Linked DNA regions of Homo sapiens: region 2 is linked to region 1. Evidence: read pairs that join two places in POLR2A ChIA-PET (ENCODE). Cell type or tissue: MCF 10A. All regions are shown on one strand. Each heading gives the region's core, and the rest is flanking DNA. Links, peaks and the distances in the headings are about the cores only.

Evidence for each region. Peaks named below come from ENCODE experiments on the same cell type or tissue, not always from the same donor. Only the 100,000 strongest peaks of a DNase experiment are listed, where the experiment ranks them.
Region 2: POLR2A ChIA-PET joins it to region 1 with 6 read pairs; 4 of 35 experiments call an interaction of 5 or more read pairs at or near these places.

Annotation. Positions count from the first base shown.
Region 1 is chr18:54,140,259-54,156,721 of GRCh38, forward strand. It overlaps MBD2 (methyl-CpG binding domain protein 2), which reads right to left. Exons shown (of 7, transcript NM_003927.5): 7 at 11,348-15,053. Among named protein-coding and RNA genes, the nearest start is that of SNORA37, 74 kb to the right of the region's middle. In MCF 10A, for the core only: no CTCF peak of the experiment used is centred there; DNase peaks (open chromatin) are centred at 8,943, 9,273 and 10,183.
Region 2 is chr18:54,239,004-54,252,520 of GRCh38, forward strand. LOC124904306 (a long non-coding RNA gene) reads right to left here and starts at 9,708. Exons shown (of 2, transcript XR_007066378.1): 1 at 9,627-9,708; 2 at 8,117-8,811. RefSeq lists enhancers at 7,478-8,363, 8,364-9,250 and a silencer at 12,156-12,225. In MCF 10A, for the core only: no CTCF peak of the experiment used is centred there; a DNase peak (open chromatin) is centred at 8,248.

The DNA.
Region 1 (16,463 bases), core at 6,214-11,213:
GACATGATTGTGTTTTGAAATGTGAGAAGGACATGAGATTTGGGAAGGGCCAGAGGCAGAATAATAGAATTTGGCTCTGTGTCCCCACACAAACCTCATGTTGAATTGTAATTCCCAATGTTGGGGAAGGGACCTGGCAGGAGGTAATTGGATCATAGGGGTGAATTTTCCCCTGGCTGTTCTCATGATAGTGAGTGATTTCTCATGAGATATTGTTGTTTAAAAGAGTTTACCACTTCCCTCTTCATGCTCTCTCTCTCCTGCCACCAGATGAAGATATGCTTGCTTCCTCTTTGCCCTTCCACCATAATTGTAAGTTTCCTGAGGTCTGGCATCCATGCTTCCTGTAGGGCCTGCAGAACCATGAATCAATTAAACCTCTTTTCTCTTACCAGTGTCAGGTGGTTCTTTATAGCAGTGTGAGAACAAATATGCCAGCTTTGTTCCATCTAACAGTTATTAAAGTAAGCAATAAGTGCTTTCTGGTGATATAGACTGGCCATTCATTCAAAAAATATCTGGTCTCCTCTATGCCAAGAACTGTGGGAAATAAAAGACATTGCTTAGTCACTACAATCTGGTTATGAAGATGAGACAAAGCAATAGGATTGGTTAGGAATAAGACTGCATAGAATAACAACCCCAAATGACCGTAACCAACTGCCAGAATGTGGGATACAGACAACTGATGTCATGAACAGCAGAGGTGAGAAAAGATCAAAGTTGACTGGAGTAAGGGTGAAGCAATTTATAAAGAAAGGGCCTTAAAGAATTGATTATATTTCTGTAGAACTAAAGGGGAAAGAACTGGGGACAAGAACAAGAGCAAAACCAACATTAGTGGAAAGACAAGGACAGAAGATGAGCCTAACAGGGTGTGCAGGTTACTCAGTGTGGCCCCTTGTCCCAACCCATCTTTCTCTGACTTGCCCTGTGTTCCAGAAAGCTGGGCTCTACACACATGCCTTCTGGCTTCCTGTTCGGTTCTTGGTGTGGCTGGTCTCTGAATGTTTAACAAGCATTTGATTCAAACACTGCCAACACCTATGAAAATAATCCCTTCACTGAGTTCCTTCCTTGAGTAACATTTAGTTAATCTGTTCGAGGGTGGCATCAATTTCCTGCCAGGCTTTGACTATTATGCTGGGATATGTGTTGCATCTGTAGAGTATTTTACATTTTCATGATTGCATACAGCACAATCTTGAGCATATATTGAGGTGAATGAATGCAGTTCTCTGAAGCAAAAAACACAATGGTTAAAAACAGAGCAATTGCGTCATTTGTGCCTTTGACCTACATTGAATTTGGAACTTCATTATGTACAGGATATAAGCCTTCTCTTGTATTTGATTCTCCCAACAACAAAAAAATTTCAAAATGTGTCAAGGTTATCAATCTTTGCTATTAGAACAGAATGAAGTATTATCCTTCAACAGGTGAAAGGATAACAATGGATTTTAAAAATCTATGGCAATAAAATAATAAACTCTTGATATGTGAATTATTCTCAATGTATTATGTTAAGTGAAAGAAGCCAGACCCATAAGTCTACATACTGCATAATTCCATTTATACAACATTCTGGAAAAGGCAAAACTATAGAAACAGAGAACAAATCAGTGGCTGACAACAGATCAGGGTAAAGAAGGTGTTGACTATGAAGGAGTATCACTAAGGAATTTGGGGAGGTGATAAAATAGCTCTGTGTAATTACGGCAGTGGATTCTATTCATTTGTCAACACTCAGAACTGCACATCAAAAAGGCTAAATTTTAATGTATATTTTTTTTTAAATAAACTCAAGTTTCGTTTTAAACCAGAATGGGGTGGGGCTATTGTCTCTCACTCCAGACAGAGCTCCAGTTCCTGTCTTCACTGCTCTATGTTCTCTGCTCATATATGGCCCTGTGACCTGAAGGTATTGGGAGATCCCTAAGTCAAACACCAGGATCCCTGGAAGCCAGGAAATGAAGCTGTTGACATTATGTGGCCATAGAATTCTCTCTGGAGAAGTGGAAATTCCTCGACCCTGCTCAGCAAAATTTGTATAGGGATGTGATGTTAGAGAACTATGGAAACTTGTTCTCCATTGGCCTCACTGTCTCTAAGCCAGGTTTGATCACCTGCCTAGAGCAAAGAATAGAGCCCTGGAATGTGACAAGACATGAGACAGTAGTCAAACATTCAGCTATGTCTTCTCATTTGACCCAAGATCTTTAGCCAGAGCAATGCACAAAAGATTCATTAAAAAAAAAATACCAATACTGAGAAGGTATGGAAACTGTGGTGGTCATTATAATTTACACTTAAGGAAAGACTCATGATATAGTATGGCTCTGTGTCCCCACCCAGATCTCATCTTGAATTGTAATCTGAATTGCTATCCCCAGGTGTCAAGGGAGGGACCTTGTGGGAGGTGAGTGAATCATGGGGATGGTTTCCCCCATGCTGTTCTTGCGATAGTGAGTTCTCACAAGATCTGTTGGTTGTTTAAGTGTTTGACAGTTCCTCCTTCACATGCTTTCTCACCTGCTGCCATGTAAGACGTGCCTGCTTCTCCTTCTGCCATGATTGTAGGTTTGCTGATGCCTCCTCAGCCATGCGGAACTCTGAGTCAATTAAACCTCTTTTCTTTATAAATTTCCCAGTCTTGGGCAGTTCTTTTATAGCAGTGTGAAAATAGACTAATACAACTGGGAAAGTTTATAATGACTGTACTGATTTACATCCACACCAACAGTGTGCAAGCATTCTCCTTCTCCAAATCTTTGCCAGCATTTGTTATTTTTTGCCTTTTTAATAATAGTCATTCTAAAAGGAGTGAGTTAATATCTCATAGTGGTTTTCATTTGCCTTTCCTGGATAATTATTAATGTTTCACATTTTTAATATATCTATTTGTCATATGTGTGTCTTCCTTTGAGAAATGCCTAAGCTTTTTCCTTATTTTTAATACATATTTGTTTTTGTTACATAGTTGGTTGAGATTCTTAAATATTTTAGATATTAATTCCTTGTCAGATTCATAATTTGGAAATATTTTTCCCATTCCTAGGTTATCATTCCATTGATTGTATCTAGTGCGGTGCAGAAGTTTTTCAGTTTGAAATAATCTTATTTGTCTGTGTTTACTTCTGTTTCCTGGCATTTTCAGGTTAAATTCAAAAAGTAATTGCCCAAACCAATATCATATTTTCTTTTACCTTATGTTGTCTTCCAGTAGTTTCAGATGTTATATTTAAGTGTTTGATCCATCTTGAGTTGTTTTTTATATGTGGTATGAGACGAGATGAGGGTCTCATTTCTTCGTTCTGCATGTGGATATCCATTTTTTCCCAACACCATTTACTGAAGAGACTGTACTTTAACTATTATGTGTTTTTGTCACCTTTGTCTAAAATCAGTTAGCTGTAAATGCATGGATTTATTTCTGGGCTCTCTATTCTGCTCTATTGTACTATGTGTCTGTTTTTATGCCAATACCATGCAGTTTTGCTTATTATAGCTTTGTAGTATATTTCAAAGTGAAGTACTGTGATGCCTTCAGCTTTACTTTATTTTGCTCAATTATTTGGACTATTCAGTGTTTTTTGTGGTACCATATAAATTGGGTGATTCCTTTTGTATGTGAAGAATGTCATTGTTATTTTGACACTGATTGTATTAAACCTGTAGATCATTTTAGGTAACATAAACATTTTAACAATATTAATTCTACCAATTTATTAATAAAGAACATCTTTCTTTTTGTTTGTCTTTTACTTTTTTTTTTTCCAGACAGAGTCTTGCTCTATCACCCAGGCTGGCATTCAGTGACACAACCGTGGCTCATGCAGCCTAAACCGCCTGGGCTCAAGTAATCCTCCCAACTCAGCCTTCTGAATAGCTGGGACCACAGGTGCATGCCACCATGTCTGCGTAACTTTTAAAATTTTGTAGAGATGAGGTCTCTCTATGTTTCCCAGGCGAGTCTTGAACTTCTGGGCTCAAATGATTCTCCTGCCTTGGTCTCCCAAAATGCTGAGATTACAGGAGTGAGCCACCATGCCCAATCTTTACTTAATTTCTTACCTTAATATTCTTTGGCTTTTAATGTAGAGCTCTTTCACTTTCTTGGTTAAATGTATTTCTAAATATATATTTTATAGCTATGTAGTTGTGATTGTTTCTTGATTTCTTTTTCAGAGAATATGTTCTTACTGTATAGAAATGCTACTGACTTTTGTGTTTTAATTTTGTATCCTGAAAGTTTGCAGAATTTATTAGTTCGAAGTTTTTTGGTGGAGTGTTTAGGATTTTTATTATATAAAATTACATCATCTGCAAAGAAGGACTATTTAACTGTTTCCTTTACAATCTGGATGACTTTGATTTTGTTCTCTAAAGGCTCAGATTTGGACATCCAGTACTATGTCGAACAAAAGTGATGAAAGTGGCCTTCCCTGTCTTGTTATAGCTCTTAGAGAAAAAGCCTTACTTGTTTTTGTTTAGTATGATGTTACCTGTGCATTTGTCATGCATGGTCTGTATTGGGTTGAGGTACATTTGTTCTACACTGAATATACTGAGAGTTATTATCATAAAAGAATGGTAAGTTATGTCAAATACTTTTTCTGAATCTATTTAAATGGTATACTTGGTCCTGAGGTCAGAATTTGGGGAAATGCATCCATACCTAGAGGGGTCCCTGATAGGGCATCACATTTAACATTCTGTGGACATGACCTGTGAGTGTCTGACTCCCAAAAGAGAACTGAGGCCCAGGATTGTCATCTTTGTTCACTGAATTATGCCTAGTTTTTTAAAAAGCAACTGTACAAATTAAGTGCTTAATATATGTGTTGAATAAATGAACCCCAACCAGAAACATAAAAACAAAAATAAAATGGTATGTAGCTTTTCAGGCATGCGGGAACACTTTAGAATTCTCTACCCTCCCCTCCACCCTCCATTCACTTCTGGAGATTGACAGTTACCTGAAAGCCAAAAAGAAATGATCAGACTTCTCCATAGAGCCTTAAAAATAGGTATTTCCTTAAATCGGGTTTTGGCAGTATTGATATTTTCGGGGTGTGTCCTGTGCGTTGCAGGACTTTTAGCAGCATGCCTGGCCTTTATGCACTTGATGTCAATAACTACTGCACTATTCTCCCCTCATTGTGACAACCAAAAATGGTTTACTGTTGTCATGTATTTCCTAGGCAGTCTAAGGCAAAGCTGTCTTAGACTGAGAATCACTGCTTTAGACTAATTTTAAGAACTACTTTGGCCAGGCCCAGAGGCTTATGCCTATAATCCCAACACTTGGGAGGCCAAGGCAGGAGGATGGCTTGAGCTTGGGCAACATAGTGAGACCTCATTTCTATTTAAAAAAAAAGAAATTAGCTGGGCATGGTAGCATGTGCTGGTAGTCCCAGCTACTTGGGAGGCTGAGATGGGAGGATCACTTGAGCCTGGGAAGCCAAGGCTGCAGTGAGCCAAGATCTTGCCACTACACTCTAGCCTGATTGACAGAGCAAGATCCTGTCTCAAAAGAAAAAAAAAAAGAATTACTTTATAGAATTGAATATGCCAAACTATATATGGTGTACTTTATAGGGGTTTAGAAAGTTTTCTAGGGTAATTTTGACTGGGTGGATAGAGAGAGATATTTTTCACCTTGATATATCGACTTTGGAACCTCAGGACTGCCCAGATAATGATGACTTTATTATAGAAATAATATATGTCAAGACTTTGTCTCTTGTCCTATAGCCTCACTGAGTTGGTTTATCTCTTTTATTAGAGTCATAAGATTAGAACCAAAATAGTTCTAATATGGTATAGACAAAAAATGTATTTAAAAAGGTTTAAAACATATTAGAGATAGGAAAGACCTATGGCTTTGTAATTGCTATAATAACTAAGTATTATTGCTGAATTTTAATGGAGATCATTGCCTTTGCTTTCCAGGAGGTAAAGTGTTTGCAAGATTACTCAGTCTATGCCCTTGTTGTATATTCTTGAACTATTTATTTGCTCCATATTAAGGAAAAAGAAAGCAATTATGTCTTAATTATCTTATCTAATTTGTGAAGAAGCACAACAGAGAAATTATCTTGCTTATTTTATGCGATGATTACAAGAAAGTATTCCTACATAGAAAGAATAAAGTTGAAAAACAAAGCGTTAGTGGAATGGCATTAAATGCTAATTGCTCTTAAAATATGATAATTCTAGAATAGCTAAATATTAATTTAATTATCAAGGGAACTTTTCTCAGGGCCACAGTAATAACCAAATTAGTGTTTACTACCAAAATACTTATCACAAAGTATGAAATAAAGAATCTGGCCTTGCCCAAATAAAGAACTAGCCTTTCCCCTCAGTGTCTGGGGGATATTCTAGGTCATATCTGATAAAAGGTGTCTTCTTTTTAGGGTGTGACCTGGTCAGACTGGATTTTAGGGTAGGGCCACATGTGTCAGGGTAGGATCTGACCACTCCAGAAAGATCAACCATGTGAGTTAGGGTGGGGATTTTGTGTTATGCATTCAGTTGACCTGGAGACTGAGTAAAATCGTGTGGGCAGTCAATCAATCATGTCTTAAGCACAGTCCTGGTTAAAAACTCTGAACACCAAAGCTTAGGTGAGTTTTCCTGGTTGGCAATACCCCGTATATATCACACATCAATGCTAGGAGGGTAATGTCTCCTCACTCAATGGGAGGAGGACAATGTGGGCTTTAAGTTTGGAACCCTTGCAGACTGTGTATCTCTCTGGCTAATGTTAACATGTATTCTTTCCCTACAACAAATCATAACCATGAACATAATAATTTTTAGCAAGTCCTGTGAGTCCTTCTAGCAAATTATCAAACTTGAGGGTGGTTGTGCAAGTTTAGGAGATTGCAGTGGTGTCAGAAGTGAGGGTGGTCTTGTGGAAGACTGTGTCCTCCAACTTTGATACTTAACTCATTTGGGAATGAGTTTATGAACTCATGCCCAAATCCATTCTTTTAAGAAGTCATATTCATGTCTTAGAGGAACTTATAACTTAGGTAATATGAGAAGCATTTGAGGAACAGGCAATATGTACTCATATACAAGGTGTCAGGCAGAGTCACGCTACTGAGAAGGGACAGATTGGAGGGAGGAATGCATTTGACAAGGCTTTAGGAAAGAAATGTGATGCTTTTTTTTTTTTTGGCTTAAGTAAAAGATGGGATCTGGAAAAAAAAAAGAAAAGAAAATATAGGGTCCGGACTGATTGTGAGAAAAAAAGAAGCTAATTCTACAGAGAAACCAGTAAAAATGAAAGCACAAAGGTAGGGGAAAGCACAAAAGAATAGCAGGCAGTTTGAGACAGAAGATTGAAGCAGGTGTTGTGGTTGACCCCCTAGCAGCCCCAACACTCCCATATGATGATTAATCTAAGCCATCTGGGGTAATTCCAACCCCCTTTCTCAGCAACTAGTTTAGGAATGGGCGTGTTAACCAATTCTAGCCAATGAGGTACAAGGGAAAGTGTTTGGGGCCTTCTAAAAAGCAGGCATATGGCTGGGTGTGGTGGCTAATACCTGTAATCCCAGCACTTTGGGAAGCTGAGACAGAATTGCTTGAGATCAGGAGTTCAAGACCAACCTGGTCGACATAGCGAGATCCTATCTCTATCATATATTTAAAAGAGTAAATAAATAAATAAATAATAAAAAGCAGGCACAGGAAGACATCTATCTTCTCCTTCTTGCCATTGTCATGTCTGGACACCTGGAAGCATCTTGCTACTGAGCTGAGGCTGAAGTCAATTCACGAAGGAGAGGCCATGATTAGAAGACTACACAGAAGCAAAGCTAGAGCCCTGTGGTTTGCATTAAGAATCTAAAGTAGCCTAGAATTGTCTTTTAGATACATTTAATGTACATTTCCTTATTGTTTAAGCCATCTGAGACTGATAATCTGTTACTTGTAGCTAACAGTATGTGGCAGGCAGAAGGCCCTTTTCCAAAAAATTACCCATGCTCTAATGTCTAGAAATTGTAATCATGTTAGGTTACATGGCTAAAGTGATTCTGCAGATACAATTAAGTTTGCAGATCTCAAAATGGAAAGATTATCTTGGATTATCTGGGTGAGCTTAATCTAATTAAATGAGTTTTTGAAGGAAGAGAACTTTCTCTGGCTGGAGTGAAAGACATGAGGCAGAAGGGGAAGTTGGAGCAATAAGACAAATTGACCTGATTTCTGGCTTTAAAGATTAAGGCAGCTGGCTGGGCATGGTGGCTCATGCCTGTAATCCCAGCACTTTGGGAGGCCGAGGTGGGCGGGTCACCTGAGGTCAGTAGTTCAAGACCAGCCTGGCCAACATAGTGAAACCCCATCTCTACTAAAAATATAAAAATTAGCCAGGCATGGTTGTACGCATGCCTGTAATCCCAGCTACCCAGGAGGCTGAGGCAGGAGAATCACTGGAACCCGGGAGGCAGAGGCTGCAGTGAGCCAAGATCAAGCCACTGCACTCCAGCCTCCAACCTGGATGACAGAGCGAGGCTTTCAAAAAAAAACAAAAACAAAAACAAAAACAAACAAACAAAAACGATGAAAGGAGCCATTAGCCAAGGAATGTGGGCAGCCTCTAGACATTGAGGACAAACCCCGACTAACAGTCAGCAAAAAATCAGGGACCTCAGTCCCACCCTATCACAAAGAAATTTCCCTGAGTAATTTGAATTATCTCCATTCTTTAATTCACACCCATATTTCCTCTTGCCTTTCTACTGATCTTTAATAAAATGGCAATAGAGCCTATGGAATGTCATTTTAAAAAAAGAAGAGGAAGAACAACAACAACAAAGATTGTGACCATTCCTTGAATGAATACAAAGTTCCAGTAAAGTTGAGTGTGTTTCTGACTCACTGAGTAATAATGCATTCACCCTTCCCCCAGCCCTCCACCCCCAGTGTTAAATGTTTTCAGAGTTAGGTGACTAATTCATCCTCTTCTCACAGCAGCTTCTGTAAAACCAAAATCTTGTTTGTTCCAAAAAGCCACATGAGTTTCTTAAAATGAAAGTCATAGTTGGAAGGTTATAGTTTTCTCATTTGTAAAATTATACTAAGTGACTCGGCTCTTGTAGGAGACAGAAGAGAGGAAGAGAAAGGTTTAAAAGAAGGCATTCATTCCCAGTAGCACATTCTACCATGTTGCTATTTGTATCAGTCCCCTCAAGTTTCCAAATGTTTCTGTTTTCTCACAACTAGCTACTGTTGGGTGTAAGGCCTTCGTATGAATCATGCTGTGTTCAACAAGCATATTCTTGCTTGCTATCAACCTCTCCCAACACACACACAATTAACTCCCTGCTTTGGTTCTCTCTCAGTCCAGGGAATATTTATCCAGTCAGCGAAAATCAAGGTAACTCCCCAAGAAGCATATTCCAATACCTAACAATTTACCAGCGTTTTTTGTTTGTTTGTTTTTGGGGGAAGCGGTTGCTCCCATTTATGAAATACATTACCATACGGAGGCCACTCTATTAGGTATTTTGTTAGCATTAATTCATTAAATCAAAATGGAAAGTCATTTGGAGGCTACCAACAAATGCAACAACAACAACAATAACAAATCAAGCTGTAGATGATCTGAATTTGTATGTGACAGCCATTCTGCCTCAAGAGTGGAGTGAAATCACTAGACCAGCCCTCAGTGGTTCATTCTTGGATATACATTCCCCACTGAGAATTCTACAGAAGCTACTGATACTACCCCAGGAGAAAGGCACATCGTCATAAAATTGTGTATGTAATGGCAAGAGTCTGGCAGGCTCCTTGACTCCAGGGGAATATGGACCCCCGATGAGGAGTCCTGCACTGGAGCAGTGGTCTCAAAACTCCTTTGCTAATAAATCCTTTCTGAGACAAAAACGTATTCCCAAATTTATGGATATTTACTTACAAATAATATACATGTACTGTTCTACTAATATGTATATTAAAAAACACTCAAAAATTAGAATCACAATAACATTAGATAAAAACAAATATTAAAAGGTCCCACTCCCAGTGAATGGTTTTACACATGCCCTACATCAGGGGCCCCAAGCCCTGGGCGGCAGCAGGCTCGTACTGATCTTCAGCCTGTTAGGAACAGGGCCACACAGCAGGAGGTGAGCAGGTGAGCAGGCATTCCCGCCTGAGCTCCGCCTCCTCTCAGATCAGCTGTGTCATTAGATTCTCATTGGCGCACAAACTTTACTGTGACTCGCACATGCGAGGGATCTAGATTGCACACTCCTTATGGGAATCTAATGCCTGATGATCTGAGGTGGAATAGTTTCATCTCAGAACCATCACCCCACCCCACCCTGCTCTTTGGAAAAATTGTCTTCCATGAAACCAGTCCCTGGTGCCAAAAAGGTTGGGGACTCTTGCCCCAGGGCCTATGGTCCAGTTGCATCTTGCTGCCAGACTTCTCAGAGGATCAAGTTCATGAGGCAAAAAGCTGAAAGTACTACAAAGAAAACGCTAACCGTCGGATAAAAATAATTCCTAACATTCTGTGATTAAGAAGCTTTACCTATTCTCACCTCTTTTATAAGATAAATAATCCTAGTAAAGATTTCTCAGCAGGGAGGTTTACTGGAAAAGCTTTGACTAGTCACCCACAAAAGGACCAGATCTCCTAGGAAGAATCGCTCTGCTTTCAGGCCACAGTCATACTGTACTTGTTAAACCAAACTGTGTTGCTTTTTGTCAGCTTAAGACCCGAGTGGAGAATAGCATTGGAAGGTTGTGTGGCGTTCTCGAGACAGAAAACCTTTACATTCAAATTTCCCTCTCTGAATCTTATTGGCTAGGATAAGTCATTTAACTTATCTGGGTCTTAGATTCCTTAACTCATAAATGAGGAGAAGAAGAATATGTACATATTACATGGCTTACATGTAGATTAAAATTCAAAGATAACATTAATGGAGGTGAAAGTGTTCCATAAATTATTAAATGCTATATAAATGTGAGGAAATAAAACACTTTTTGTTTTCCCATCATTAAAAGTCAAATAATTGATAAAAGTAACTATTTTCACATAAAATTTGCATGTGCCCTTATAGAGAAAACCAGCATGCAAATTAAAATTTTAAAGCCTACTCCAGATCCTTCGAGTCATGCATTTTGACAGCCTGCTGCTCCAAGTCCAAATCCCACAGCTACTGCTAGCTAATTGGGTTGTAACTGACTGGTGTTCCCTGCCCTACCTGTGAACTTTGGGACCCCACCCCCCAGTCTGATGTCCCCTGTGCCCGAGAAACATGATCCAGAGATGTCCTTCATGGATTAAGTCATTGAAGATGACTTACACAAACAGTTTTAAAGCTTCAAAATTTATTGCTGTACATTTTCTCATAGCATTTACTATGGAAATACTAATAGTGCAAATATTTATTTTGGACTTCATAGCATTTGAGAAATCACAAAGCTTGTTTATATCTTTGCAATTATTTATGAAGATCTATATTATTTTAAAAATCCAAACGAGTAATCTTATATTCAAAGAGATTGTATAACACTCTCTAGATCTCCTCTTTAGACCAAAAAAAAAAAAAAAAACACCCTGGAAGCCACCAAGGGCATTTCTTTCCTTTATAATACATACAGCTTCTAACACTTTTCCAACTGCATGACTCTTGTTCATTCACAGATTCATTCAACAAATATTTAATGACAAGCTATTACGTGCCAGGCACTGGGCTAGGCTCGGGGAACATGAGGATGAAAAAGCACAATCTCTGCTTTTACGGTGCTTACAGTCTAATAGTAGAAACAGACATGCAAAAAAAAATTACAATACAATACAATAAAGTGCTTCCATGGAGGTATTTACAAAGTGCGGTGGGAACAGGGAAGGCGGGAAAGAACATCTGCCTGAAGAAATCAGGGACAGCTTCACAGAGGAGGTAGCCATTGAGCTGAGACTTCATCAATGATTAGGAATTCACCATGTAGACGGGCAGGCAAAGGGTGTTTCAGGCAAAGGGAACAACAGGTACAAAGACACAGAGGCCCAAGGGGCACTTCAAAGAAGCAAGTAAAGAGGTTTTTCTTGAGCTGAAGGTGCAGTGAGGAATAGTGGCAGCATGAGGCCAGACAGACAAGCAGGGATCAGATCAAGAAGAGCCTTTTGACCATTCTTCCATTTATTCAGCAAACAGTTACTGAGTGCTTACTAGGTGCCAGTCACTCAGCTAAGTGCTGGGGCTGTAACGGGAAATCAGACAAACACATCCTTGCTCTCATGGAGCTTACATTCTAGTAGAGAAATAGACAAAAAGCCAACAAATAAATAAAATACAGACTTAGAAAATGTCTACAAAAGAAATAGGGTGCTGAGGCAGAAAATAGTGTCACAGGGATAGGCGGTAGTTAGGGTTATTAGCAAATGCCTCTTGGAAAGGATGTAAAACTCACACCTGCAGGGATAGCGACAATAGTGTGCTCCAATGTGAGCACCCACTATGTGCCAGGCACTGTGCTACACACTTTAGAAACAGTCTATCTCACTGAATCCTCACAACAACTCTATGAGGTAGGTATTATTATTCCTATTTCACTGAGGAGGGACAGGCTCAAAGAGATTAAATAACCTGACAAGTCACACAAATGGCAAAAATCAGGATTCAGACACAGGTTCTCCTAATTTCAAAGTGTGTGCTCTTAAAAATCACTCTAAACTGCATACAAAGATAAGTGAGGGAAATAATACAGTCACATTTGCCTGTTTTGATGATCTTTCTGATGACTATGTGGAGGGATGGAGAGAGGGAAGGGGAAGAAAGTGGACAGGTGAGCAAAAAAGGAAGCCACTGAAAGTCCAGAGGACAGGAAAGGCAGTTCATATGAAGGCAGTGATCGTGGGGATGGAGGAGAGGTGGGGTGCAGTCAGTAGTTCTAATAGGATTGATGAGAAGTCAGAAGCAAGGGAAAGGGCAGCATTGTGCTCACTCCTGGGCTTCTGCCTTGCGTAACTGGAGAAGATGGCTTGCTTTTACCAGAGTGAGGGAATGGAAGAGGGTGGTAGGTTTGTGGGGACCAGGTGATGAAGTTTTGAACATGTTGTCTTGTGGGTATATTGGGAACACCCTGGACTTATGGGATGGTCCCCAAGGGACACCATATAATGGCTTTCATACCTTGTTCTCCACCTGAGCAAAGTATATAAGCAAAAAAAAAAAAATCAGTTTTATATGTGTATACATTGTGTTTTTGCTTTTACAAGCTGTTTAGAAAAGCACATATATCTTGGCTGGATTGGTTTGTAAAAAGAATATATGATCACCAAGGTGAAGTTACCCCAACCCTGATCACAAATGAAGAATCGTGGACTCGGGGGAGGAAGAGAAAAGCCCTTGGACATCCATTCTCACTAGTCATACTAGCTTTTAAAAAGAAATCACTATGATCCTCACCCCCACCCCAGTTGGGACAGTCTGATGGGGCGGGCAGGCACCCTCTACCAATTGGCTTCCCAGGGTCTACAAGTTTCCCTGCTCATCCACCAGCAGGACTGCTTCAAGGAAACTAATGGCCCTAGGGTCCAGGGATCAAAGTTGAGCGTAAATCAGGAATTCCAAGAAGTATTTATGTAGTTTGGCATAAAAGTCCAGGAAAAACAGCAGCCCAAACAGCAGCCCAAACCTAGCTAGTCATATTGCTTTGACTATTCCCCTCTTCTTCCCTGCCTTGGAAACTGGAGGTAGTGGTAATAAAATGTACAGGTGACACTCATGTGGAATTGGTCATACCCCTGACTGCATCATTTAGGTTCTAATTTTAAAAGAACTCAAGAGTTAAGAAATAAACACACCTTTTCTATAGAATGATTTTACTTTTGCTCTGTCTCTCAAAATTTGTTTTCATTTGCTTATAACCACTCCCTCCCTTCCTTGGTATCAGATTAAGTATGTTTTGATTTTAGAAATCGTTTAATAATGTAATGCTAGTTTTCATAATTAAATATCAATAAATTCAAGTGGTATGAAAGTTACACTCGCGAGTTTCAACAGAAAAAGAATGTTAATATTTTGGAGGCCAGGCCAGGTACAGGTAATGGTTTGTAAAGTATTACAAACCCTTTCATTAAGCAACTCTGTCTAGAAGCTGCCTCTCACTGTAGCCAAGAGTCTGACCTGCACCTGATAACTCAGTAAGCTAGTGGACGTTAGAGAGTGCCAAACATTCTTTAAAAAACAATAAACATGGACGCCTTCTAGTAACACCTGAAGGGTCCTTGTGTATCTGACTCATGCCCAAGGGAAGAAAAAGCCTTATTCTTATAGAACTATCAAAAGTCCAAGTCACAGGCAAGGAAAAAAAATTACACATGCTAGGTGATATTTAGCAGAAATTCTTAGAAATTCTGGTGAAAGCACAATTCTCACAACGTCCAGAGGCAATAGTTCATACTGCAAATATATGCGCTATCTTCCTCCACCTCCATGTCAAACCTAAGGCCCAGGGATCAGAGTTGAATGTAAATCAGAGGAAGGCTAACGAGGGGTTCTTTATTGTGTGTGCTTTTCAACAGAAAGAATTCCAATCAGTCTGTGAATATAATCATTTATTTGTCTTTACAGTGATGATGGAAGAATGTACAGGTGTCCCCTTTCAATAAAGTATAAAAATATGTTTATATACAGTGAAGTCACAATAATCTTTAACTGGGAAATTTATTTAGAATTCCTGATCTGTTCTTATTAAAACTGTGGGGGAAACAAATGTTTTACGTAAGTGCTACATTTCCAGTAGATTGCACCTGGCATCAAAAGCTCAGCTTCATCTTAGGGTCCTGCTTGATATTACAAAAGACTAATTTTAAGTCCTAGGACTCAAAATAAACATGATTTTTTGAATAATAGATATATACATCAAAAATACATCTAAAAAGGCATTGGTTAGTGCTATTAAAAAGCTCTATGTGCTCGGGTACATTTTTTTTCTTACAGGCAAAAGCCAGTGGAAACATTTTTGTTCAATTTCTAGGAATTTTCTCTTGGGGAAAGTCGGTCGAAAGTTACCTGTTAAAAAAAAAAAAAAAAGAACAAACTTAAGTAATCCAGTGATTTATCAGGTGAGAGGTCAGCAATACTCAAAAAAGAATTAGAGATTGAATTCCACTTAAGAACCATGCTTTTACAGCCTTGATGAACATGTAGTTACAGCACTTCATAAATAAAAAGTGCTCAACATATCCCCTCATTGTTTCGTTTTATTTTGATGATAACCTTTACTATCCTGTTAATTTTCCAAAGAAATCATATGTATTCTTCTATGTTTATGCAAATATTTTCTAACTACAATTAACTACATCAGCATAAAAAGAGAATTCAAAGGGCATACAAATGAAAAAGCAGAACAGATACAGACCAATCCAAATATATTTTGAGAAAATGTAGAAAAATTTCTACTCAAGATACTTTATTTTACTTCACAATTTCTTTCACATGAGAGCATTTACAGATGACACGTATGCATCGAGTCTTCCTATTGTTTAACCTGGGTGAAATGGCACTGTGCAACTGCAAATTGAACTATTTATGTATTTGATATCCTATCTCATGTATAGCTAAATATATTCACACCTTTGTTTTTACAGTCATCATCTTCTTCTTCTTCTTAAATTTTACTTAAGTAAAATTTAAGTAACACAGTAAATTGCGGCCTGTTATTTAACTAACCAAATAAATAAATGAATAAACATCCACCTTACTAATAAGCAGGATTAGAAAGAGCTGAGGCATGATGAGGCTGGCCGACCTGAAGGGACCTTGGTTATCTCTTATGAGCCCGTGAAGATGGCCACATCTCACCCTTTGCCCAACTAAGTCCTACCTATACCACAGGTTATTACGGACAGCTGATTGAGTCATGTGGTCATGCTTTAGTTTATTAAAACTTTTAGGTATATATGGGGTTATTTGAGTAAGGTAAATGTAATTTTCATAATTAAGAAGTACATCTAAATCTTCCGCAATCTATAAGTCTAATGGCTTGATCTAATAATGCCATTCTCAAGTTGGGAAGATAACATAAATAATTTGAATCTCTCCCTACCTAACATGCCAAAATAATGGCTACTTTTAAAGAACTGATTAAAATTCTAATCATTCAACATTAGTTTGTTATTACTATTATCCACATTTGTGCAAGGCAATGAGAAGTTGCCAACTTCTGTGTAAGTATAGTGCCAGTGCCTACAACACAGCCTCGCTCACATAAACAAGGGTATAGCCTGGATGTCAATCTGCAAAGTAATCTGTAAAGGAAGCAAAAGTCGGCCAGTGGCTCATGCTGTAATCCCAGCACTTTGGGAGGCTGAGACGGGTGGATCACCTGAGGTCAGGAGTTCAAGAGTTCAAGACCAACCTGCCCAACATGGCGAAAACCGTCTCTAGAAAAAATACAAAAAATTAACTGGGCATGGTGTC
Region 2 (13,517 bases), core at 5,265-10,264, 98 kb after region 1:
TCTCCTTCATCTATTAATCAGGGAGTTCTAATATAGGAGTTTCATGAAGATAAAAGTAAATAAAAAGATTAAAGCAATATCAAAACATTTAATGAGAAATATTTTTTCTTTAAAAGACATATAAACAGAAATGTTTGCAAATGTTTCTAAACATGCCATTTGTCTAGAGTAAATACATAAGAAGATAACACTTCTTGGAATCTAGTAGCAATGTTTTAAAATTGCTCAAGCAATCCCCCAGCTTCAGCCTCCTGAGTAGCTGGGACCAGAGGCATGTGCCACCATGCCTGGCTAATTTCTATATTTTAAATTTTTCTGTAGAGACAAGAGTTTTGCTGTGTCGCCATAGCAAACTTCTGGCTTAAGCGATCCTGTTGCCCCTGACTCCAAAAGTGCTGGGATTACAGACATGATCCACTATGCCTGGCATCAAACTAATTATAGAGAGAAATGGAGAATTAATAGATGTATGAAAATATGAAAAGATAAATTTGTTCTTATTTTAGCATATATCTTCTGCAAACTTTTCAAAGCCAAATCATGATCTATCACAAAGGAAACAAGTAATTAGTGAAACCACAAATTAAAAAATGATGAATTTTACAGTTTTAAAAATGAATAAAAAATTATATGGTTGCCATATAGATAAGAAATACTTTCATTAAACATTGTTATTTTTCTGAAGAATAGGCAAAACAGAGACTTTTAAAACAGTGCTTCAGGGGAATTTTTTGAGGCGTTTCCCAAATGCATAATTTTTTTAAAGTCCAAGTTTTAGCTTTCTGTATACTTTTCATTTTAAAGCAATCTCAAACTTCCGGAAAGATTGCAAGAACATCTGTTTCCTCACCATTTTAAAACAAAATTGCTAACATGACCTTCTATAACCCCAAATATTTTAATTTGTAATTCTTACAAATAAAGACATTCTCCTCCTTAATAATGGCAATGTAACCATCAAAATAAAGAAATTAAAATTGATACATTACTATGATCCTCAGACGACATTCAAGTTCTGACAATTGTCTCAGTGATATTTTTTGTTTTTGTTTTTGTTCTTTCGAGACGGAGTCTTGCTCTGTCACCCAGGCTGGAGTGCAGTGGCACGATCTCGGCTCACTGCAACCTCCGCCTCCCAGGTTTAGGCGATTCTCCTGCCTCAGCCTCCTGAGTAGCTGGGACTACAGTGACATGTCACTACGCCCGGCTAATTGTTTTGTATTTTTAGTAGAGATGGGGTTTCACTGTGTTAACCAGGATGGTCTCGATCCTCTGACCTCGTGATCCGCCTGCCTCTGCCTCCCAAAATGCTGGGATTATAGGCGTGAGCCACTGCATCCAGCCATCCATCAACTTTTAACTTATTGGAGGTCATTTTATGCTGCTGGCTTAACTCATTTTTGCATAGAGCTTAGCAAGCAGTTTATTGTTTTCCTCAGGTTCTTAGTATAATATTGAAGGACTCTTCATATTGTATTTTTCTCTAACTGAGCTGCATTTCAGAGATTATGCTCAGCTATAATTCTGAGCTTAAAGAAATTTTAACACTGAATGAGAACACTGAACTGTTCTCAGTATTTATTTGCCTGGGAATAAAGCATCTGTGTTAGTTTTCTTTTGCTAGATAACAACTTACCACAAATTTAGCCGCTTAAAGCAACACACATTTGTTATTACACAATTTACATGGGTCAGGAGTGTGGAAATGGCTTCACTGGGTCCTCTACTAATGGTCTTGTCATGGGATCCTTGGGGCGTTTCTTTGCCAGCTGGAAACCTCTGTGGTTAGTGGCGCCTTTGCCCGAGTTTTGCTCTGGCCCACTGGGCTTGTTCCGCCCACTCGGCCTGGCAGGCTGCGCTCAGCTTCCACTACCAGCCTGGATCCCATGTCTGCCAAGGGTGAGCCAGGCAAGGAGCAGTGAGGGGTTTGTGAGCAAGCGTGGGGTCTGGTCACTGCGCATAGCCAGGCATGCTGGCTGCAGTGGGGCGGGCAGCTCCAGGCCCAGCACAGGCACCGGCTCCCTGCGATGCTGCAGCTAAACCAGGTGTACCATAAGCAGCTTCCACAGCTGACACCGGGGAATGCAGTGGTGCCCAAAAGCTTGGAAACACCAGGAACCATAGATCCCTAAAGAGGGTGTCACAGCCCCAGCTTGGGGAGCTTCTAGGTCTGGGATCCCTGAAGGGTTGCAGCTGTTCTCTGCTTCTCTCTTCTAGTCACCCTCAATGTGGCGAACAAGGGACATGTTTCAGCCCTGCTTGTGTTACAGCTCTTTTTAGCCCTGCCATTCAGCGGGTCCTGAGTTCTTGTCCTGCATCCAGGAAGAATGAGGTATGCAGACAAGTGGAGGATAAGCAAGACAAAGAGGAGCTTTATTGAGTGATGGAACAGCTCAGAGGAGACCCACAGTGGGTAGCTCCTCTCCATAGCCAGGGTGCCCTGATGAGTGTTCAGCTCTCAGCAGAGAGGGTAGCTCCTCTCTGCTAGGCAGATTTTCCCTGTGAGTGCTCAGCTCTCAGTAGAGAGGGTACCTCTTCTCTACAGGCAGGTTATACCAATGAGTGTTCAGCTCTCAGCAGAGAGGGTAGCCCCTCTTGGAAGCTGGTTGTCCCGTGTCTCTCCATCCTCACCTCAAGTCTAGCTGAATGAGGTGGGGGTATGGGCCTCAGGGGGAGGAAGTGTGGGCTGATTGGTCTATGGGTGGCCATGGGCGGGCCCGGGTCAAAGCACCACAAGTTCCCACTCTGGCCCCAGGGATGGGCAGCCTGGCCCCCAGGCTTCAGGCCCAATGGGCTTGAAGGTGGCGCTTCACCAGGGACCCACCCCCTTCCATCCAGGAGCCTGTCTGCCTCCTGCCATTGTTCATGATGCCCAGGCTGTTCATGCCAAGGGCCGCCTGCAGGCCAGTGCTGGGCTGTCCTCAGTACCCCCTTGGCCTCTCTCTCATGTTTGTCGGCACCCAAAGTCCGGAGGGGTCTGAGATGGCAGGTGCTGCTGTGTCAGCACTGCCCCAAGCCTGTGCACACCCTGCCAGGCTGCAACAGCACTCGGGTTCAGCCCCAACTTTGCTTCAAGATTGGATTGGGCAACCGGAGTGGGAGCCAACAGTGGGGAGAAACCAGACAGTGGGAGCAGGCACTTCCAAGCCTGCAAGGGAAGCGGCGGCTCCCTGGGTCCCCAAGAGTGCAGAGATCCCTGGGCCCATAGCCACAGCTTTTGTGGCTGCAGCTGTGCCTGGGAGGGTAGAGCTCCTGCCTGCTCCTGGCTCCCAAGAGCACAGGGGTACCTGGGTGGCAGCCGTGGCTTGGGCAGCTGCCGTTGGGCCTGGGGAACTCCTGGCTCCCAAGAGAACAGGGGTGCTCAGGTCACAGAAGGCTTGAGCGGCTGCAGGCGCACCTGGGGAGCTCCTGCCCCACCAACTCAGAAGCGGCGCAGCTTCCACTTGTCCCCGGCTCCAGCAGGCTCAGTGGAACCCCGTGCAGCCCTGGCGGTGCCTTCTCTTCACGTTTTCCCCGCAGTGCGTTGGCCCCGGCCATCCCCACACAAATGAACCCAGTGCTTCCAGGGCTGGCCCTGTGAGTCCCGGCTGCGCCCTCAGCTGGGTGCTCGTGGGCTCCTGGGATGCAGCGGGCAGTGAGGTTGAGGTCACGGTGGAGGCTCCAGACCTGGGAGCAGGTCCTGCCCAGCTGTGCGAGGTAGGGGTGGCACATTTGGCTGCGTCGGAAATGCGGGGCACAGAGCACCCACCGCCACTACTGCTGCTCCCACAGCCACCGCTGCTGCCACTGCTCGTGCCTCCCTGCTGCAACCAGCATGATGGTAGCAGCCGCTCTGGACGGCCTGCCATTGCCATCAGTCTCATTTCTGAATATTATGCTCTTGGGTGTATTGAAGGTATTGACAAGGGCTACAGTCTCATCTGAGGCTCAGACTCCTCTTCCAAGCACATGTGGTGGTTAGCACAGTTCATTCCTTGCAGCTACCGAACCCCCTTTTTTGAGCCAGGATCTCACTCTGTTACTGGGGCTGGAGTACAATAGCACTATCACAGCATACTGCAGCCACAACCTCCCCGGCACAGGAGATCCTTCTGCCTCAGCCTCCCGAGGAGCTGGGACTACAGGCACAGCCACCACATCCAGCTAATTTCTGTATTTTTTGTAGAGACAGAGTCTCACTATGTTGCCCAGGCTGGTCTCAAATTCCTGCACTCAAGCAATCCTCCTGCCTCAGCCTCCAAATGTTCTGGGATTACAGATGTGAGCCACTACATCCGGCCAGCTAGCTATAGAATTCTTGATGGTTTGTTTCTTCAAGACCTGCAGGAGAGCCTCTGACTTCCATCTGGATACCCTTTGTTGAAAGGGGTCATCTGGTTAAATCAGGCCCACTAAGGATAATTTCCCTTTGATTAACATAAAGCCAACTAACTGGGGACCTTAATTACATCTGCAAAATTTCTTTACCTTTGCCAGCTGACATAATGTAATCACAGGAGTGATAGCCCACCACTTTTGCCATATTCTATTCGTTGAAAGTTATTTAAAGGTTCTGCTCACACTCAAAGGGGAGGGGAGTATACAAAATCTATAGCTTTTCAGGGTCACACGTACGATTCTGACCACCACAACTTTTCTACCATCTGGATTAATATATTTAAAGTGTTTGGTTTTTTTTGTTTTGTTTTGTTTTGTTTTTTTGAGGCGGAGTTTCATTCTTGTTGCCCAGGCTGGAGTGCAATGGCGCGATCTCGGCTCACCGCAACCTCCGCCTCCCTGGTTCAAGCGATTCCCCTGCCTCAGCCTCCTGAGTAGCTGGGATTACAGGCGCCCGCCACCATGCCCAGCTAATTTTTGTATTTTTAGTAGAGACAGGGTCTTGCCATGTTGGCCAGGCTGGTCTTGAACTCCTGACCTCGGGTGATCCACCCGCCTCAGCCTCCCAAAGTGCTGGGGATTACAGGTGTGAGCCACCGAGCCTGGCCAAAGTTTTTGTATTGCTTTAATGGTTATTGACTGTTCTGACTTAGCTTTTTGTTTTTTCTCGTCAATTTTAATTTAGGTTTTTGCATGTCTGAACACATAAAATTGTACAACTAAAAACACTCTTAGAACATGTGGGTACCATTGTGAATTATCAGTAACAAGTAAATGTACAGCATATTGAATTGTGATGTTTTCACATTAGATCAGTTTGACATTTATTTTAAATTTTTGTGTTTCTTCCCCGAAATTTTTTATAAGGAATGAAATCAATTGTTAGATATCCTTAGTAATTCAATTTAGAGGCAAATATTTGTTGTCATCCTCTCAAGCTTCTGAATCAGTTTAATTGAAGAGTATACTCAGTTTTCAACTGGCACTGGTGAAAAAAAAGAAAAAAAAAAGAGAAACAACCACCACCATTTGGAACTTCTTGTTTGTGTGAATCTGGAATTTCACACAGACAAGATATAGAAATGAATGCTGATGCTGATACATCACCAACGGTCATCCACAAACTCTCCTTGGGAAATCGTGTGGCCATTATTCTCTAGTTACATTATTTTTATTAAGGATTACAAAGTAAATACATAGTCATAAAATTATTCTGTTATGCACAGCGGGGTGGTGATTGAGGTGTGTGTGTGTGTTTTTTTTTGTTTTTGTTTTTGTTTTTAGATGGAGTCTTGCTCTGTCGCCCAAGCTGGAGTGCAGTGGCGCGATCTTGGCTCACTGCCACCTCTGCCTCCCGGGTTCACGCCATTCTCCTGCCTCAGCCTCCCGAGTAGCTGGGACTACAGGCACCCACTACCACGCCCAGCTAATTTTTTTTTTTTTTTGTATTTTTAGTAGAGATGGGGTTTCACTGTGTTAGCCAGGATGGCCTCGATCTCCTGACCTCATGATCAGCCCACCTCGGACTCCCAAAGTGCTGGGATTACAGGTGTGAGCCACCGCGCCCGGCCTGAGGTGGGTGTTTTGAGTGAGATTTTGGAAATTTTGCTTGACTAAAGGGTCTGTTGCCTGAAAAACATTTGAAAGCCACAAAACAATTTGAGCAATGATAGTAGTGTATTGGGAAGCCTGGACCTGTAGCTGGTAAATGAATCTAAGAAATTCAGGAGTCTCATCAAGTAATAATTACATTCAATTCCTCCTTCGATTACAGCGCTATTTTATAATTTGACCATATCTACCTAGTCTGATAACAGGACTGCTGACGTCACCTCTTTAACCTACAGGTTTTTTGAACCCACTTAGGATCACATTCATATTCTCCTACAGTGACACATGATAACCCATCTTGTGTGGCTGATTAAGCCATACATCTGAATAAATAACTCTCCTACCACCAAGAGCTGACTATATGCATTTTATCAGACAAGGTCTAGTCTTGACTGTCAGCTATAGTTTTAGTCAACTGTAGGCTTCAAGATGTTCATGATACAATTTTCCAAACAGAGAAAACAAAGTAGATTCCTTGGTATAAGTGACAAAGATTCCTCCTCTGCAATGGGGCCAGGAAAGGACCTAAATTGAAAGATCCTGAAGTGCTAGCTTTTTCAATGTATTTTGTTGTTGTTGTTTTCGATTTTATTGAGGTATAATTGAAGTACACCAAACCAAACACATTTAAAGAGTACAGTTTGATCAGTCTTAACATATATACATACCATAGTCAAGGTAACAAACGTTTTCATAAGCCTCAAGTTTCCTTTGCCCCTTGGCAATGCTTCCCTGCCTCCAACCCCTTCTCCAGAGAGCCACTGAGCCTTCTGTAACCATCGATTAATTAGCATGTTCCAGACTTCTACATAAATGGCATTATACAGTACGTACTTTTTTTTTTTTTTTTGGCCTGACTTTTTTCATTCAGCTACTTTTTTTCTTTCTTTCTTTTCTTTCTTTTTTTTTTTTTTTTTGAGATAGGGTCTTGCTCTTTCACCCGGGCTGGAGTGCAGTGGTGCAATCACAACTCACTGAAGCCTTGACCTCCCAGGATCAAGTGATCGTCCCACCTCAGCCGCCTGAGTAGTAGCTGGGACTGCAGGTGAGTACCACCATGACTGGCTAATTTTTTCTGTACAGATAGAGTCTCACTATGTTGCCGAGGCTGGTCTCCAACTCTAAATCCTGGACTCAAGCAATCCTCCCACTTCAGCCTCCCAAAGTACTGGGATTACAGGCATAAGCCACAATGCCAGCCTTCATTCAGCAACTTATTTTAAGATTTATCCATGTTGTGGTAAACAGTGAACATCAATACTCTGTTCCTTTTTATTGTTGAGTAGTATTTAACTACATGGTTGTACCACAATATATCTATTCATATATTGATGGACATTTGGATTGTTTTTGACTATTGCTAAAAAGCCTGCAATGAATATTTGCAATCTTTATACAAGCATATGTTTTCATTTCTTTTGGATAAATACCTAGAAGAGGAATGACACATAATAGATGTATATTGAACTTTTAAAGAAACTACCAACAACTTTCCACAGTCACTGCACCATTTTGCATTCCCACCAACAGTGTCTAAGTGTTCTAGTTGCCCCATATCCTCATCTTCATGTGGTAGAGTCAGTTTTTTTTTTTTTTTTTTTAAAAGAGTTGAGACTTTCCTGAGGCAGGAGAATCACCTGAACCCAGGAGGCAGAGGTTGCAGTGAGCCAAGATCATGCCACTGCACTCCAGCCTCCAGCCTGGGCGACAGAGGGAGACTCTGTCTCAAAAAAAAAAAAAAAAAGTTTAGCCTTTCAGTGGGTGTGTGTATTGGCATCTCATTGTGATTTTAAGTTACATTTCCCTGATGACTAGTAATGTTAAGCGTCTTTTCAGGGCCGGGTGTGGAATCCCAGCACCTTGGGAGGCCCCAAGGTGGGCAGATCTCTCGAGCCCAGGAGTTCAAGACCAGCCTGGCCCACAGGGCAAAACCCTGTCTCTACAAAAAATCAACCTAAAGAGGGGATAGTTTTTAAACCCTTTTGGTCTTTACCATTTGAATAATGAAGAGTTCTGTTCTCCTCTTTCAGAGACGCTGTATTTACACACACACACACACACACACACTCTCTCTCTCTCTCTCTCTGTCTCTCCACAGCCCCACCCCCCATCTTTGTTCTTCCCCAAGGCAAGAACAGATGTTTATTTAATTAGTGAAAGGAGGAGAGTCTGACAATCGTAAGGCTATTGTGGGGTTAATGGTGCTGTGGCCCAGCCTTTAGAATCCTTTCTGGGTTTCCTCCCCCGAGGCATTGTGGGCTGACTCTGCTTCAGGTTCTCATCAGTAAGCTGGCAGGTGTGTTCGGCCTCCTGCAGGCCCCGACAGGCCTTTGTTCTCTCAGAAGCAGCTTCTCACCCTGCCACTAAGTGGAAGAATCAGGTTTGCTGTTCACATGGGGCTCTTCATTTCCAATTCACCATGGGTAGAGCTATGAGAGATGTAGGAAGGGGACCTCAGGATAAAACTTCTTTTTCCCCTCCATAACCACTTTTACTGCTAATAAAGTTGAGAATCAAAACATTTTTTACCTTCTTGGGTCTATTTCTGAGTTAGTAGAATCTGGAGGGGATTTTAACTATGGCTTTGAGATTAAAAAACAACAACAAAAATAAAACGCTGTGATTGACTTATGTAAACACATGGCTGTTCTGTTCCCTTCGTGGCCGACTTGCTCAGCTCAGCGGAAACGCAGTTAATGAAGAACTCTGTTTGTTGTCCCACCTTCTTTGCAGATGTCTTCAAGATCAGACTCCCTCCTGTCTCGTTCAATACTTAAGTATTTAGATACCTTGTAAAAAGCCTGGGTGTTACACAGGCATTTGCTGAGACAGGAAACAGAGGAAAGCATAAGTCAAAGAAACAGTAAATTTCAAGGCAGAAAGGGCTGATTCAAAAGCATTAAATAGAGCTATAGTCTGATAACATGATGCTAACCTGAGAAGCTCAGAAATTTTTCCTTGAAGAATTGATAAAGGTGACTCAGGGAAAATACCAGAGCAGGTATGGATGCCAGCAAATCTGGTTTGTTTCAAAAGCAGACGACGTCTCCTTTAATTTACTGAGTTAAAAATGCATATAATATTTTTATGGCATACATTTTCCCCTTAAAACTGTATATTCTTTGTGATCATGATCTTAGCAATAATAGTTTTGCCAACCACAGTCCCGTTCAGGAACATAACCTCTATAATTGATGAACATGTTCCTTTTAGATTTGTGCGTGGGGGGGGGTAAGGGAATCATTAAATATAAAAATAAAATAATTTAAATGTTCTGATTGAAAATCATAAGCTGGAGGCACATCCAAAATACCCATGGGTGTTGGAACAATACTGTCTTTGACATTATAAAATTATAAATTATATCAACATTATAAATTATATTGATTCGTTCCTGAAATTTTCTCCAGATATTTAAAAACAGATCAGTAAAAACCTCAAAACTGACTTTATCCTTCTAAAGTTTAAAATTTCATGACTGGCCGGGTACAGTGGCTCACACCTGTAATCCCAGCATTTTGAGAGGCCGAGATGGGTGGATCACCTGAGGTCAGGGGTTGGAGCCCAGCCTGGCCAACATGGCAAAACCCCGTCTCTATTAAAAAATACAAAAATTTGCCAGGCATGGTGGCACCCACCTGTAGTCCCAGCTACTTGGGAGGCTGAGGCAGGAGAATGGCTTGAATCCAGGAGGTGGAGATTGCAGTGAGCCAAAGTCACATCACTGCACTCTAGCCTGGGTGGCAGAGTTAGATTCTGTCACGGAAAAAAAAAAAAAAAAATGTTATGATTAGTTAGCCAGCTAGAGGTACAAACTCACACGAGGCCATCTGAGAATTCGATAATTTTTAGTGTTATCATAAATTTATTACCTATAAAAGTATCTATAAAATCCTGGATCTGGCCATTCAAACCTTCCCTGACAGTAGGGTTAATCTGGTGTTTGAGATTATGAAGGTTCTATATCTGACAGACATTTTGGAGGCCTTTTCAATTCTATCATCTTAAGACAACTGCCTTGAACTCTGTAAACTGCAGTCTTTTCTCTGATTGAAGTCTACTAATATCTCCTTATATAATTCAAGTGAATAAAAGGTTTGAATTAAATAGGGCATACAGTAAAAGACTTTTGCTATCAGAACAGTTCAAAAACCTTTTCAGATTTGTGGACTTCAAGTCTTGCCAATCTTTTAACCTACTTATATTCAATCAATGAGATCTGTTTGAATGCACTAAAGAGTAGATTCAACCCAATGTCAAAGAGAATATTCTTCCAACACCTAACACTATAGACAAATTAATTTGTTGCCTATTTCATCTACTAGTTATGACAGCATCCTCTTCAATAATTGCAAGTCTAAATTTTCAGATCAATACTGAAATGGGTTTCAGGCATGACTATTCTGCTATTAACCTGTTATACTATTTTAACATCTTATAATGAAGTCAATTGAAAAAAGATAATATTATTGGCAGCTTTTATTGGCCACTTACTGACCTTGAACTAAAGGTTAATCTGTACAAGCTCAATATAGATCCTGGTTGTTGACACTTTTATAAAACCTGCACTTCAGTGGACAAGAATAATGTCCTGGCATATTTCAAATAATGTCCTGGCATATTTCAAATAATGTTAAATATAATTCGAAGCCACCTACAATTCTTGTGTATTTTCTTTAAATAATCTAGCTTTTTCTAAATTTTATATTTATTTAAACTCTCTACAGTGGGTGCTTAAAAAAATAGTTGGCTCTTGTGTTTGTGTTCTTTACAATATCAAACCATGATATGGAGAGGATAAACTTGAGCCACCAAGAAGTGGACTCTGCCTAGGAAGACAGTTTGCTGAAGTTAGAAAGTACTGGTCTAGGAACCAGAAAACCTGATTCTGCCCAAGAGTTAGAATTGTGAGTGAGTTCTTTCTGGTTTTTAGTTTCCTTATCTGTAAAATAATTACCCAGTTCAATTGGATAATCTCTATGATCCCTTCCACATTCTGCATACTTGGATATCTACTGTTTCTAAATATTTTGGCATTTCTTATAAAGCCCTTTCACATTTACTTTATTATTTTTTCCTCACAAGAATTCCTGAAATAGATAAGGCAGAAGTTTAGAGGATAGATAGGTTGGGTATCATTTTAGATGTGGTAACTAAGGTTACGGGAGATTAGGTGTGATATGATTTGGCTGTGTCCCCACCCAAATCTCATCTTGAATTCCCACGTGTTGCAGGAGGGACCTGGTGGGAGGTAATTGAATCATGCGGCAGGTCTTTTGCGTACTGTTCTTGTGATAGTGAATAAGTCTCATGAGATCTGATGGTTTTAAAATGGGGAGTTTCCCTGCACAAGCTCTCTTCTCTTGCCTGCTGCCGTGTGAGACATTCTTTTCACCTTCTGCCATGATTATGAGGCCCCCCCAGCCACATGGAACTATAAGTCCCTTAAATCTCCCTTTCTTTTGTAAATTGTCCAGTCTCAGATATGTCTTTATCAGCAGTGTGAAAATGGACTAATTCAAGGTGATTGGTAAAAATTACCTATCTGGGGACTGGAGCAGTGGCTCACGCCTGTAATCCCAGCCCTTTGGGAGGCCAAGGTGGGCAGATCATGAGGTCAGGAGATTGAGACCATCCTGGCTAACACGGTGAAACCCCGTCTCTACTAAAAATACAAAATTAGCTGGGCATGATGGCACACACCTGTAGTCCCAGCTACTCAGGAGGCTAAGGCAGGACAATCCCTTGAATCTGGGAGCCAGAGGTTGCAGTGAGCAGAGATTGCTCCACTGCACTCCAGCCTGGGTGACAGAGCAAGACTCCGCCTCAAAAAAAAAAAACAAAAATTACCTATCTGGTAAATAGCAGGACTGGAACATAAACTCAGATCCTCTGATTCCAGCAAATTTCTACATAGGCCACAAAAACACACACAACAGGAAGTATAACTGCTTGGAATCATTAGTTATATGCATGAATTACTTCTAAAGGAAGTGATACTTCCTTTAACTACTGAAACTACACTACACTTAAACTCAAAGTTAATAATAGAAATAAAAGTAATAAAATAACCAGTGCTTTATTGTAATATGAATAGGAGGGTAATTACAATGGTTTGGAAAATAACAGCTGAGCTCTGAGGGTTAGGTTTGAGGCTACAGTGTGGAGCACAGTTATGATTCAGTTATGACTCCCCCCTTACCGGAAATGTACCGAAAATGTACAGAGGTGTTTGGAGAAGCAAAGCTATGAGGAAAGAGGAAAAACTGGGAAACCCTCATTACATAGCTAGGTGAAAATTAATGAGAAAACTAATGGCATAAAAACATTTGAAAAGCAATAGCATATGAGAAACATATCATGTATCACGTTGGATAAAAGTAAGACTAGGAGAGGATATAAACTTGATGGTTAGATCGCAGTAAAAACAAAGTTTGTGCCTACAGAATTACAGCTTTAAAAAGTGATAGGACACAAGAAGCACACACTGAAATACCAAGGAATAAAGGACATGATGTGCAAAATGTATTCTGAAATAGTTAAGAAAAAATAATTGTGTTTGTGTGTGTGTGTGTTGTGTGTGTGTCTCAAAATGTTAAAGAGTGATAAATCTGGGTAAAGGATACATGATAGTTCTTTCCATTATTCTTAAAATTTTTCTGTAGGTCTGAATCATTTCAAAATCAAATGTAAAAGAAAAAAGCAGTGATAGGAGCACAGCCATTAAGCCATTCAGCAATGTTACAAGACTTTTAATAGAGCTGAGAAGAATTTCATGATTTCATGTAGTATTTCATACACAGATCAGTGGACTTGAATTCTGGTTCACATTTGTCCTCTAAGTAGCTATGCAGTCTTGGACTATTCTTGGAAAAATTGGTTTTGGACTAGATCAGTGATTTAAAAACTCTTCTGTGGATTCTGGAAAAGTATTTTGGGCCCAAAACAGCAAAGCAGGAAGTATGCCAGGCGTGCCTTCCATCCCTGTCCCCGTTTAACCGGAGAAGCATTCCTTTTTTTTTTTTTTTTTTACTTACTTTTTTTTTGAAGTTCCCATTGTTTCAAAACATTTTTTTTCCTCCCAAAGCCAGTGAACTAGATGACCTTTAAGGCTGATTTCAAGCATGAGTTCACAGGCTTCAGTTGTTTGGGGGGAAACTGTGGTATATCAGACCCAAGGGCCAAATCCCCCAGCCATTGGCTCCTGTAGAAACTCTGAGCTAAGAGTGGTTTTTAAATTGTTTAAATGGTTAGAAAAAAAAGAATACCTTGATGAAACACACCCATTTGTTTACATTTTGTCTCTATGGCTGCTTTCACTTACAACAGCAGAGTAGAATAGTTGTGATAAACATCAGAGACCTTATGCCCAGAAGGCCTAGACGTTTATTATCTGGCCCTTATAGAAAATGGTTGCCAATCTCTATGGTAGAAGTAATAGCCATTAAAACCAATAACCATTATAAATTATAAATTTTAGGACACTCAGTGATTTCTGTGCCAGATATTTAGACCAAAAAGAAAATTGT